Linked DNA regions of Homo sapiens: region 1 is linked to region 2. A link is a loop called in an ENCODE intact Hi-C map of the cell type or tissue named here. Cell type or tissue: gastrocnemius medialis. All regions are shown on one strand. Links, peaks and the distances in the headings refer to the core of each region. The heading gives the core; the rest is flanking DNA. Region 1 overlaps PRKG1 (protein kinase cGMP-dependent 1). Region 2 overlaps SGMS1 (sphingomyelin synthase 1).

Region 1 (4,401 bases), core at 93-4,092, 1.9 Mb before region 2:
GTCTGTGTTTATGTGCTTTCATTACTTAATGTCCAAACAACTCTTTTTTTTTTTTTGGCAAGTCTAATCTTTTTAAAGAATATAAACAATCATACTCTACTGATCAGCTATCTAATATTTCTCTCTGCTCCTCCCACAGTAATTCACTCTAGTCTGGTCACTTGCTTTGGTGTCCTGTGACAACATGTGGCCTTTTATGTTGTAACCCTTGCCTGGAATGGCCTTTTCTCAGAATGGCCTTTCCCCATCTGTTCATTTAAATCCCAACCTATTCTCCACTGCCTGGCTTCAGTTCTGTATATCTTCCCAGGCCTTCTTCTATTCCATCAATTTCAAATGACCTCTCTCCTGATGAAATACTAAGAACATTTCTGCATAATTTTTAATTTAACACAATAGCATAATATTTTGTTTGCTACTTTTCCAATATGTTAATCTTATCTTCTTTCTTAGGAGGGGGCAGAAATTCCTTGAGGGCAGGAATCATGTCAGATATTTTTATATCCCACAAATATTTTGGATGTTTTAAAACAGATGATTTTTGCCTAATATGATGTACCCATTATTAAGCTTCTAGTTAAAAAATCAGTAATTCTGGGCAATAACAACAGCTCTTTCAATGACTAAGTGGCCTTAAACCACATATATACATTATTCTTGTCTTCTTTCCTGTAAAATGTGGATCATGTCTCATGTTCTCCTCACAGAGTAGCTATAAGGGCAAAATTATACAATGAACATGAAAGTAATTTGAAGATTATAAAGTAGGGTTCAAATGAAAGGTTATTTTATTAAAGAAATAATATTTCTTGGATTAAAGAAATAATATTTATGTCATAGAAAACAAAAAAGGCAAGTATGACCTAAATGTCAACTTTTGTAAGAGCTGTTTTATCACCAATTATTTTAAGCTTTGGAAAGACATGCCCAGTGCATTCTAGATTTATAGTGATTATTCTAAAATCATATGCAGGTTTAGAGGAGAAACTATTAACATTTTATCTTGTGGTAGGATACTAACTTCAACTACTTGTAAGAAAAAATAGGCATTTCAATTGATTGCTAATATATAAAATTTCTGTAATTTCACAAGATGGGTTAGAAAGTAACATATTTGTTTTCATTCATGTAATCTAAATTTTATTATAATTATCAATGTACAAAAGAAATTTATTCTACAATAATGAGATGAAGTAATGCTTATCTTACTTTATTTGCATATACCAAAGTAGAGATAAGCTTTACTACTTGTAATTTCTGCATTGAAACTGTCATGTGGTTATTTTAGCAGTTGCAGTATATTGTTACTACACCTACTGATGCTCAATTAGTGTTTATTAGATGGGATTTTCATTAGTTCTCTGAAGAACTTATTTTCTGAGAAATGAGTGCTATTTATTAGAGTTAATAATTTTTGTCCGTTTTTATTCTTTTGAAGAATAAACATAACATGAGAATTACATATTTAATAATAAACCACAGAGTACTACTAAAGAAGAGGCTGTGTTAAAATGAAGCAAACTTTCAGTTTCAACCAGTATTGAGTCCTTACTCACTTTAGTCACAGAGGATGCAAGGCCTTAGGGCAGCAGGGTTTCCCCAGGTGTCCGATGTAGCATAAATCACCGTGGGTACACATGGCAATACTGCCCAAAGATCTCCATAGCTATTCTGTTTCATTGCTGTGCGGCTTGGCAGTAGGAAGCTCTTGAAATGTTTTCATCTTACATGGGGTTTCCCTTTGGAGTTAAGTTGCTCACCTTTCGCAATAAGACCCTGCTGACTGAGCAATGGGTTTATCACCTAACTTCTTGCTTAATCACCTCTTAGTTTCTATTTTTTTTTCAATTGGTTTACATAGCACTCCAAGCCTGCTTGCTTGTTTTTATAGTGCCAAGGCAGCTGGCAAAAATGCTGTGAGAGTGGTATGGATGTCATGAACAGACACACCCTGTGAAATACACCTCCTTGTCTTAGCATAAATTGGTTCTCGCGACTACCACATTTTCTTTTCCTGGGCAATCCAGTTATGTGGTTTAGAAACTGAACTGCAGCAGAGAAGGAATGAGAGGTAACTTTTGTATTCAACTTGCCAAGAGCCAGGTCTTTATTATGCCCAACTGAGGTGCCATGGGTTAAGAAGGCTGGAGAGGAACTAGGTATGATTCAGCAGTTTGCACTGAAAATGATTTCCCATTGAGAGGTTAAGAGGTGGGGCTTCACAATTTAGAAGTGAAATGGATGAATAAAAGCAGGCTACTTCAGGGGCACACAGGTTCAGCATAAGGGATATTGAAAATTGTTTCCCATCTCCTCTCATGACAGATCAGAAAGTTAAGAGCTTAGTGGTCTGGAGAAATTTAATAGAGGTTATCACTGAAGGTCATTTGAAGACCTCTGGCTCTTACTTATATTGGAATAATGGTTGCACTCTCAGGCCTTGGCCTAGCAATGGAAAAGAAAAGAGTAAAATACTTTCATTCCCTTCCTTTTCTATGCTTATAGCTGGAAGTGATAAATAAAAAGAACTATCATTAGCATGCTTTAATAATAATAGCAACAATAACAACATTAACACCATTTACTGACCTATGATGTGTGAGACACTATTTTGAGGGCTTTAACTCGTTTAATCTTCACAACCTTGTGAGGTACATATCCTATTATTATCATCATTTCAGAGACAAGAAAAGCAAGGCTCAGAAAGTTTTAAGTAAATGACTAAGCATACACAATGGGTAATATCTGAATCCAGAAAGCCTAATTCTAGAGCTCTAGCTTCTAGCTACCATGTTACACTGTCGGATTTTTTTTCTCTGCAGGTATTTTGCCATTAAACTAGGAGCAGAAAAGGATTTAGAGAAAGGGGAGCCTCTGAGGATATAACAAAAAGAGAGGCACACAGCAGACAATTACTACATCTATTCTAGATTTAGTTCTAATTCAGGTTCTTGAATTCCAGAAGAATTTTTTTAAAGCAAAGGTGTACATATAACAATGAAGTAACACTTGTTTGATTTGGGGGTGGTTGTTGATGGTGGTGGTAAGAATCCAAATATTTTTAAAACCCAGAATGGCAGAAAAAGCTTCTAGTTAAAAAATCAGTAATTCTGGGCAATAACAACAGCTCTTTCAATGACTAAGTGGCCTTAAACCACATAAATACATTATTCTTGTCTTCTTTCCTGTAAAATGTGGATCATGTCTCATGTTCTCCTCACAGAGTAGCTATAAGGGCAAAATTATACAATGAACATGAAAGTAATTTGAAGATTATAAAGTAGGGTTCAAATGAAAGGTTATTTTATTAAAGAAATAATATTTATTAATAAACATTTGTTTCTTCAATAGTTTCATTTTACTAAGTATGTTCCATAATGCATCAGGTTACTTATGTTGATGCCTTAACTCTCCCTCTGCCTCAGAAATGCTATCTCCTGCAAGACGTCTTGTTCCTCCACACACTGAACCCCTGCTGATCATGCTTTGCTTATGAGTTTATTAGTTTACATGATTGCCCCTCCCAGTAGACTGTGAGTCTCTAGAGCTAAGAACTATTCTATTTATTAAATTTTTTATCTTCAATCATAGAGCTCACTACATATATACATAATAACTGATGCAGAAAGAATATAATCCAAAAAGACAGAGGTTATGTTTATCTTATATTTGTTCCTGTGCTTTATCCAAGTTTGCCGCTCTGGTATAGGAGATATGTGGATTGCTAAATAAACAGATTAAATATCTAATATTTAAAGCACCGACTACATATTATTGGCATATTAAAAAATCAGTTTGTCTTTGAGTCATACAAATCTATTCTGAAAAGCAGGTGCCTTTCTCGCAGGGACAAAAGTAGAGTAAATTGGGAATATGACTATAAGGCAATGGGACTAATTTTCACTTGTAATTTGTAAAACAACCTCCTTATTTTACAGTTATACTTTGTAAATGAAGACGATTACCTAGATGACTTACAGCAGTGCTTAGAGCTTTAATTAATAAGTCATATATAAAAAGAGAGCTGAGTTCTTTTGCTGAAAGTGATACTATAAATGGAATGTGTTCTCCTGGAAGACATACTGTAAACAGACAGTAACTGAACACATTAGAAAGACCATTCTTAAAAATAAAGAACATAGGCAGAAAATATGGCACATGCCAGAAAACAGAAAGGAAAGCAGTCCAAATGACTGCCCAGAGGAAATGGTTGTGAACAGGATACTGTCTGATATTAAACAAGTGAATGTCAGTTATGCTGAGAGTATTTAGGAAGAGACTGAATAGCTTAAGACTACAATTCCTATGCCTAAAAGATCTTCACTTTAAGCTTCTGGACTCTTTACTGAACACATTTAAGTTTCTTATTATGTGGCAAAATTATGTACTCACGTCCAAAAA
Region 2 (4,401 bases), core at 239-4,238:
AGTGATATTGTATGTTTTTATTACCAAATATGTACATATCTCCTTCCTTCCCTCTCTTACACAAATGGTAGCATATGTTAAATCAAGTTTAGTCTAAAGCTGCCTCCTTAAATATTTTAAGTTCAGTGTAAAGGTTTCTCTGTATATAGTGAACTGTACCTAAATGCAGGTGTAAACAGACTGTAACCTACTCTTGTGCCAATCACCAATTTTTGGTCAATCAAAGGGGGCCAATTGTTCAAACTGTATTCAAATAAGGCAAACACTAAGCTGTAACCACTCCAGCTGTTTCTGTACCTCACTTCCACTTTCTGTACATCACTTTCCTTTTTCTCTCTATAAATCTTCCACCATGTGGCTGTGCTGGAGTCTCTGAGCCTACCGTGGCTTGGGAGGCTGCTTGATTCATGAATCGTTCTTTGCTCAATTAACCTCTGTTAAATTTAATTTAGCTAAGGATTTTCTTTTAGCATATACAATACCTATGAATCTGCCGCCTTGCTTTTTTCATTTGACAATTAGATTTGTCCTGAAGGATATATACCTGTTAGCACTGGTTATCTCTGAAAGATAAGATGGAGGAGGCTTGGCTTGCGGTGTCTGTTTATCTGTCTGTCTATGTATTTAACTTTCTGTATTTCTGTATTGCCTGAATCTTCTTACAGGGAGAATATTGCCTTTTCGATAAAGAGGGAAAGTCCTTTTTGAAAAAAGAGATAGCGTAAGGTAATTAAATCCACACAAACACATATAAATCGGATCTTTGATTTTTCTAATAGCTCCCTCCATGGTGGAAGTTTTGGAGGAAGTGGGTGTATGTGTTTGTGGAAGGCTTTTTGACCTGGGATAGGGAGTGAGCAGGGGAAGTCTCTGAAAGAACCCCCAAGGAATGCTTTTATAACTTTGCCTTAATGGTTAAGGAAAGTGAAACTACATGGATTTCCCCCTTTAGGCAGCATTTGTCTCCAGGTGTGGTAACTCATTTTAAGGAACTGAAAACACATTCCAGAATCTTCTATCAGCATCATCGATGGTATCCCCAGTTGGAGGTGCACTACTCAGTTGGGGAGCACACAGGCTTTGGAGCCTATTGTTGGGACTCCTCCGCTCAACATGTGACCCTTTGTAGGGCACTTGACCTTGAGTACCAGGTTGCTTGGTACCATTTGACCTTGAGTACCAGGAACCTTGAGTACCTAGGTTCCTCACCTGTCAATAGATATTCATTTATCCCTTTTTGTAGAATTGCTTTGAATTTAGTGAGCTTATACTTTTAAAAAGCTCGGGTCATAGTAGGCTTTCAGTACGTGTTAGCTATTATCATCACCCTCCTTGCTAGGCAGAGCAGGACAGTGGGGAATTGATGTTTCCTCCCCTCCATCTCACAGGTGGGGCAGGGGTGTGCTGAGAAGAGAACTTGGGACTCTTGGCCCCTGTTCAATTCTCTGCTTAACCTGCTAGGCAATTTGGGCCTCTGAAAATTCAGTAATCCTCATAGCAACTTAGACGTCACCTGGGCCTGTGGTCCCCTTCCTAGCCTAGGAGCCAGAGCATGAAGCTCCATCTGTCACATTGGTTTGTTCAGAGAACTACACATGCGTTTTATTTTAGCAGCATACAGGTTCCCACTTAGGCATTGAGAGGACATAGGAAGCTGTTTAACTTCCTAGTCTTTAAGGTGTGGACGCTGAAGAGCTTAGCTAGTAATGACAGTATCCTGTAGAAAAAGCTATGGCATCACATACTGATTTTCTAATTACTTCAACCCATAAGGATGCTATAATGCTTTTGTAAATTACCGTCTAAGCTATATGAAGTAATGCATTCCATCCTGCAGTGCAGTAAATGTTACTATACTCTTGTAAGTAGTGGCATGTGTTTCCAAAGTTGAGGTTAAATCCAGAAAGGCTGCGACACAATAATTAGTTTTATAATTCTTCATGCAGACTGATGGAGAAGTCTTTACAATTTTGACTTGCCTCTTAAGACCCCTCTAGGGTTAGTTTCACATTTATTTTCCAGTTTCTTCAGTGTTAGATTTCTATTTTAAAAGGCGGGATTATTTCATAACATAACTACCATGTGTTAGGCATCGCAGAATTGCCATCTGATAATCTAAACTCAAGTACAACAGCAAAGACAGCTGCAGAAGAAAAATTTTTGATGTCCTATGTCATAGCCTAAAAAGCCCCACAAGAGGGTCTAGCAAGCAGAGGATAGTAGTTTTACAGGAGAGAACAAGTGAGACAGAGCCCTTCACAGCACATAACAGGGGTTCGGCTCTTGCATCATCTGGTTAATGTGCTAGAAATCAAGCATGAATGCCTTTTGTGTTCTCAAGCTCTAATTGCAAAACTTGTTTATCCAAGGAAAAAATAAAATGAAACAAGAGAGACATGCCATTGGCTGTCACACGGCCAAGGTTCTCCCATGCCTTCCTAGCTCATCTGACATCTTCCTCTCCTACTCCCAGCATGCCCCTAAGTCACCTTTTTTTTTGTAATCAGATCTCAGGTTCCTTTATCTTAGTTCATAGTGATTATTTCGCAGAACATGACAACTCGCTTAAAAGAACAGTGATTGATTTCATGGAGCACTTATAAAACATAGGTACTGAGTACTTTTACATATGTTATTTCATTTAACCTTTATGGTAACTTGATTAAAACTTTGTAACTTTTCAGGTAGCTTTGTTTTTGTGGTACACTGAAGGAAAGAGGACTAGGGAAGTTAAAAACCTTTCCCATGATCACATGGCAGAAACTGGGAGAGTGAGAACTGGAATCCAAGTCTACCTGATTCAAAACTTGTTCTTAGTCTGAACTTTACCATAATAATAGCTGCCATTTATTGAAGACCTACTGTTTTCTAGGACCTGTAAAAAAACAACTCTCTGAGGTTACTAACTTAAACAATGGATCAAAGTTAGTGTTACCAGTAATGGGGCAGATGGATAGCTTCTGTTCTTTGATATGATCAGAGTGGAACACAACATTACTTCTGGGGCATTCTTGCCAAAAATGCATAACCTCAATTTAATCAAGAGAAAACATCAGAGAAACCCAAACTGGAGATATTCGGTAAAAAAAAACTAGCACCCTTCAACTGTCAGGGTCATGAAAGGTGAAGAAAGATTGAGGAACTGCCACGTATTAGCAGAGACTAAGGGGACACTAAATAATTGTGGGAACAGAGAAAAGGCTATTAGAGGGGAAATTTGTGAAATTAAAAAGAAGATATGTCATTTAGTTAACAGAATTCTAACCATGTTAATTCCTTGGTTTTGATCATTGTACTATCCTCATCTAAGTTGATAATATAAAGGACTCTGGGTGAAGGGTATGCCTCAGTTTTTTGTACTATTGCAGCTTCTCTTTAAACCTAAAATTATTTCAAAATAGAAAGTAGGCCGGGCACAGTGGGTCATGACAGTAATAACAGCACTTTGGGAGGCTGAGGCAAGAGGATTGTTTGAGCCCAGAAGTTCGAGACCAGGCTGGGCAACAGAGTGAGAACTCTTCTCTACAAAAATAAAATTAAAAATAACCTGGCATGGTGGCACACACCTGTAGTCCCCAACACTCCAGAGGCTGAGGTGGGAGACTGCTGAGCTGTGATTGCACCACTTGCATTTCAGAGAAAAGAAAAGAGAAAGGAAGGCAAGCAGGGATGGAGGGAAGGAGGGAAGGAAGGAAGGAAGGAGAGAAAGAGAGGAAAGAGGGAGGAAGAGGGAAAGGAGAAAGAAGGAAGGAAAGGAGAGAGAGAGAGAGAAAAAGAAAGAGAGAAAGAAAGTAAGTTAGAAAAAGTTTAAAAATCTATCTGAGGTTGATATTATTTATTTTCATTTTAGGATAAAGAAACAAAAGGCTCAAATGTTAGATAACTTACTCAAGATCATACAAATGGTAATCATTAGTGAGTGAAGGAAGAAAAAATCTTAATAGTCTTGGAGATTCCAAGGCCCATGTGTCTTAGTTCATTCCGTCTTCTATAACAAAACACCATAGACTGGGTGGCGTATAAACAATTGAAATTTGTTTCTCAGAGTTCTGGAGGCTAGAAAGTCCATGATCCAGGTGCTAGCTGATTCCCTCCTTCTCCTGGACAGCTGTCTTCTCACTGTACTCTCATGTGGCAGAAGGGTTGAAGAAGTCCTCTAGGGTCTCCTTTATAAGGGCACTGATCCCATTCATGATGGCTCTGCTATCATGATCTAATTATCCCCAAAAGGTCTATATTCAGTGTATAGCACCACATTAACTGCTATGCTTTATAGCTACCTCGTTTTAAATATTACTAAACATAGCCCTAGCCCTGAGCCAAAGCCCCTTTCTATTACATAGTCTTTATTTTATACTGAAAAAATGGCATCTTTGTGCCTATTGAAGAAAAGCAATGGAT

Evidence for each region. Peaks named below come from ENCODE experiments on the same cell type or tissue, not always from the same donor. Only the 100,000 strongest peaks of a DNase experiment are listed, where the experiment ranks them.
Region 1: it touches region 2 in a loop (5-fold over the local background); 1 of 110 quality-filtered maps calls a loop at or near these places.

The regions. Positions count from the first base shown.
Region 1 is chr10:52,254,777-52,259,177 of GRCh38, reverse strand. All of the region lies in intron 10 of PRKG1 (protein kinase cGMP-dependent 1), which reads right to left. Among named protein-coding and RNA genes, the nearest start is that of PRKG1-AS1, 57 kb to the left of the region's middle. In gastrocnemius medialis, for the core only: no CTCF peak of the experiment used is centred there; DNase peaks (open chromatin) are centred at 197 and 1,687; H3K27ac peaks cover 4,000 bases.
Region 2 is chr10:50,383,756-50,388,156 of GRCh38, reverse strand. The region is part of intron 6 of SGMS1 (sphingomyelin synthase 1); the gene reads left to right. Among named protein-coding and RNA genes, the nearest start is that of ASAH2, 130 kb to the right of the region's middle. In gastrocnemius medialis, for the core only: no CTCF peak of the experiment used is centred there; a DNase peak (open chromatin) is centred at 2,396; H3K27ac peaks cover 3,901 bases.